2 separate regions of the Homo sapiens genome follow, and region 1 is linked to region 2. Evidence: read pairs that join two places in POLR2A ChIA-PET (ENCODE). Cell type or tissue: OCI-LY7. All regions are shown on one strand.

What was found. Peaks named below come from ENCODE experiments on the same cell type or tissue, not always from the same donor. Only the 100,000 strongest peaks of a DNase experiment are listed, where the experiment ranks them.
Region 1: POLR2A ChIA-PET joins it to region 2 with 17 read pairs; 2 of 35 experiments call an interaction of 5 or more read pairs at or near these places.

What each region holds. Positions count from the first base shown.
Region 1 is chr1:107,358,487-107,360,986 of GRCh38, forward strand. All of the region lies in intron 3 of NTNG1 (netrin G1), which reads left to right. Among named protein-coding and RNA genes, the nearest start is that of NTNG1, 220 kb to the left of the region's middle. In OCI-LY7, no CTCF peak of the experiment used is centred here; DNase peaks (open chromatin) are centred at 645, 1,165 and 1,505; H3K4me3 peaks cover 2,500 bases; H3K27ac peaks cover 2,500 bases.
Region 2 is chr1:107,246,126-107,248,625 of GRCh38, forward strand. All of the region lies in intron 2 of NTNG1 (netrin G1), which reads left to right. Among named protein-coding and RNA genes, the nearest start is that of NTNG1, 110 kb to the left of the region's middle. In OCI-LY7, no CTCF peak of the experiment used is centred here; DNase peaks (open chromatin) are centred at 1,046 and 2,086; H3K4me3 peaks cover 873 bases; H3K27ac peaks cover 1,790 bases.

The DNA.
Region 1 (2,500 bases), 110 kb after region 2:
CAATCAATTCATTTGTTGCATTCTAGTGTTGATCTAGCCCACTGAAAATCTGGTCATCTTTTTCCAAACTAATACAGAGCACTGACCTATGGGGGAGAAAAGCCTAAATTTTAGTGTATCTGTTTTGAAAGTAAGGAATTCTAAAGAGGACCTTACGATGATAATCAAATCATTCCAGGAAAAAAAAAAAGGCAGAGAGTTTAACAACATCTACAAGCTGCTGTTGCTTAAAAACACAGTATTTGAACTGCAATTTGAGCATATTTTTACCCTTCAGACATTACAAACATGCCATAACACCCTGCTGTGAGGACAGCTTTGGTGCCCCAGAAGTAAAAGAGTTTAGCTGTGATTAAAGGATTGAAGTCTGTGCCTTGAACTGACAGATTAGTTTATGCTAGGTTTTCTCTGTTAATTCTAGACTTGACAGCTCCACTGTAAATTAATCTAAATTATGGCCAACTGCTACAAGGCTGATCATTGTCTCACAAAAAAATATAAAGTTCTATTGAAAATGCGGACGTCTCTATCACCAAATGTTACTCCAATTTGCTAGAAATCTGAACAAGGCAACTTAAAACACACACACAGGAAATTGCAGCTCCTAGATGCCAGTAGAGCTATAGAGATTTGGACACACAAACTGAGCTGTTGGGGAGAACGGGTCTGACTTCTGTGGTCACTGATGTGTGAGCCTCAGTGTTTGTCTTTAGCAGCTCATGACAATGTAATTACATCCTGCGTGCCCAATTTTTCTCATAAATGAAGTTGATAAATATAAACTACAGTTTATGATTGTGAATCACAGCCTGAAGCAATACAGCATGGTCATTGATTGCAGAGAAATATAAATAGGAGATGATAATAGATTGACTGAATCTGAACCCTATCACAGACCAGTTAAGATATCAGAGAATCAGAGAATGGCTTAAGAGAAGCCTTAGTTTCCCAGGAAGAGAAGAGAAAACAGGTCTGGTGGGCAAACAAAGGCTTTATAGCTTCATTAACCTATTCATACCTATAGGATGATCATTTCTCTGGAAATTGCCCCTATCTGAGACTTGATTGAGAGTAGGCATCAGAAGTGAAGGGTGACTTTTTCTATTTTCTGTCTGTCCTTGGCAAGCTCCCCCACCCCCAACACATTTGCATCACTGATTCTATGTTCTTAAATTTGGAGCTTCCTGTTTCTGTGATTAGAAAACCTACAGATAGGTTTACATTTGCATTCACTGTTCATATCATTAGGGAGCTGAACAGACAGTATTGAGTGCATACACCGTGCTAATTCACCTTTACATCTGAAGGAAAAAATACTAAGTGTGATAAGATGAAAAAAAAGGAAAAGAGAGAAGTGGAAATACATATTTATAGAAAACAGTATTTTCTCCAAAACTATCACGAGATAGTCACTGCTATTTATTGTGTAACTTATGTAAACCCAAAACAGTTGGGCCCAATCTGGTCCCCAGATATATCTTATTTGGTCGACACAACATTTTACTTATTTTTTATTTGCATACCTCTTAATCAAGCCTAAACTGTTCACACATGGTTGCTGCTCCCGCCACACCCTGTTGTCTTATACAGGGTCTGCTTACCTGCCTGACAACCGACCAACCCTTTGGTCTATAGCACTCAAACATATTGATTAGAAAAATTGATTTTTTTTAGGAAAATGTTTAGTGGGCATTATATACCAGGTACTGAACTTGACACACCAAAACAATAAATATAATTTCAGGCAGTGATATATACCATGAAGAAAAATGAATCAGGGTAAGGGAAAGAGAATAAGAAGACAGCCACTTTAGGAAGAGGTGATCTGAGAGGTCAGAATATCAGAACAAAAGTTAAAGGATGTGAAAGAGTGGGCCACGGAAATATCTGTGGAAGAACATTCCAAAAAGAGAAACAGTGAGTGTAAAGACCCTGAAGAGAAATAGAAAGTACAGTATGGAATACTCAAGGTGGAAAGTGATAGAAATTAAGGTAGGAGAGATGAGCAAATGCCAAATTGTTTAGGTCCTATAGGCAACAGGAAGCCACTGGAAGATTTTCAGCAAGGAAATCAAGTAATATAATTTATATGATAATGAATGGATAGTCTCTAATTCATGGGTAGTACATAAATAATTTATTTGAATTCTGAAAAGTATTTGCAAAGTCAAGTAATGCCTGTGAAATTTTATCTGCATTATCAGTCTGCTTAGCAAATCAATATATTAGAAAGCATTTAAGTAGCAACTAATATGTGCACATCCTATGCTAAGCCCTGTTTAGGATGTAAAGATCACTTAATATATGGTCCTTGACTCATAGCCGAGAGGCTACTTTCTAACATCTAGTCACCAGTCACTGAGTATCTCTCGTCCATGCCTCCAGAATACATGTTACATATTTCTTCCCATGATTACTAGAAAGACTTAAGAAACTTAGTTTTGTTATTGATTTGTATACATGACACATAAATCTGCTTCTCGTGTAACTGCTATCTCAC
Region 2 (2,500 bases):
ACTGCAAGCTCCGCCTCCTGGGTTCATGCCATTCTCCTGCCTCAGCCTCCTGAGTAGCTGGGACTACAGGCACCTGCCACCACGCCTGGCTAATTATTTTTGTATTTTTAATAGAGACGGGGTTTCACCGTGTTAGCCAGAATAGTCTCGATCTCCTGACCTTATGATGTGCCCACCTCGGCCTCCAAAAGTGCTGGGATTACAGGCTTGAGTTTATTTAATTATTAGTAGTAGGCTATACAATATAAAGTCAATATGAGAGTTTTATTCTCCTTGTTTAAGCAAAAAAAAAAAAAAAATGTCCTTGTGGGAAAGGAAAGCTTAAATGCAACTGTTTTTAAATGATACTATTATAAATATATTAATCCCTGTTTTACAATGGGGAAATACCTTTAAACCTCAATTGATGTAGTAGTCATAATCGTGAGTGGCTGGGTTTCCATTTGATTTTTCTCATCTACTCCTATTTCCTGTAATATAATATATACATTATAATTTTAAAAATGTGTTTTACCTATGCTTAATTTTTTATTGCGGTAGCTACTAATGCTGAAATCTTAAATTTTGCAATCTCAGAGCCCCTGTATAGTAAGTTATAAAAAATGTAAATATAATAGGAAAACTGACTACTTAAAGGAGCTTTTCAGTGAATCACACATAAAATCCAAGATCCTGTTTATAACAGAGGTTAAATTTATTTATATAGTAAATCTAATTTTTCATGATATACAACACCCATATGTAAATTGTAATAGCCATCGTACGCTTCCTTTCTTGGTGAGAACTACAGCTATCAGCCAGGCATCGGGTTATTCCTATAAAGACATGTCACATTATCTGCCACTTCTCTGTGGCTTTATTGATGTGGCTGTCACCCTAGAAACCCAGCGGATTCGGAGATGAGGCTGTCTTCCTACTTGATTTTTCACTAAAGTACATTTGAGGAGACCACTGTGAGGCTCTGGTGGAAGAAGCCGAAAGGGTAATTCTCCATAAGAATAGTTGTAACCTTCTGAGACTTTGTGTCTGCACTCATGCAATTGGTCATTTCCTGAATACTAAGTGGGACTTGTCGCACCATTAATCATGCCACAACAGCACCCTCAATCTTGCTTAGAAATAATCATTACTTAATTAGCTGGTCTTTTCTTTGTGTTTCTATCTCTTTCAGTCGTAAGTTTAAAATGAGGCTACAGAGTGATGAAAAGGAGAGAAACAAGCTAAGAAGATCATGTAATGGCTAGCACAGAGCTTGGAGTTAGATAGGCCAAGTTTCTCTACTACTGATGAGCTGTATCATGCAAAGTCATACAAGTTACTTAAAATACTTAAGACTCTGATTCTTCTTCTGTAAAGTGAGTATAATAACGTCTTTCAGTGTGTGTTAGTGAATTCTTGACAGACCTATGCTCGAAAACATGGACCTTCTCTTCAATTTTTGCCTTAATACTGTGAGTTTGGGTCCCAATCTTAGAACTTGACCTTTTCCCTCCCCTCCAGATAACATGATCAGCTTTTCTTTGTCGGGTTCCTGAATGTCAAACTTGTAATGCCAACCATTTGCCACATAAAGGAGAAGATCTCATTTACTCCTAACAAATGAGTTATCTTATAAAAAACAAAAACAAAAAACCAATATCAATGTCAAGTGAAGCAAATCTCAGCTGTGGGCTCCATCAGCTATCCAGACCTTGAGAAGCTTTGTGGTTCTCTGCTCAGTTAATATGTGTCTGACACCCACCTTTTCAAGTGAAGCCAGTGCAGTGAAGTCAGTCTGGTGCTGCACAGATGAGGTGAAAAGTGGATGGAGAGGCTCAGACTCACCAACTACAGTTGTTCCTTCATTTAGATAGTTGTAGAGTTCCCATAGAACTAGGAGTGGTCATTCAAAATGATCCCTTGCCACGGTAGTAGACTTTTTTCTTTTTTTCTTTTATTTTTTAGCAATCCTACTGCCAACATGCCATTCTATTTAAATGGAAAATGCCACTGTGTATACTATTATTGTAATAAGGTACCTTGTCTCCAAGTCAGAAGTTAAGAAAGAGAAATGAAAGTTTTCAGGCCTCTTGGCAGCTGGGGCTCAGTCCTGTGACCTTGCCTTTGTTAACCAGATCATTCTGTTTGGGGTCTTGACTCCTGAATGAGAATGGTGAGGATTCATTCATGATCACTTCGATGATGGCAGTGGCAGCATCATGTCACAATGCTATTGGGTTCACCTATGTAATACGATGTCTTCTCCAATTTCTAGAGGGAGTAGCAGGTGGTGAAGCCAGTTTTTGGTTTAGGAAAGTCTGGGATTTGTAGCTGCCTTTACAAATTTGGTGCTCAACAGACATGAGAGGTAACAAGGAGTTAATCTTACTAAGGAACTAAGATTACCTAGCGTACTTTCACTACCCACTTGTCCTCAGGTCTTCTGTGATTTAAGACAAGCATTTTTCATTGCTTTTGGCCACCAAGTAGAGTTCACTGAATCTATAATGACGATCACAAT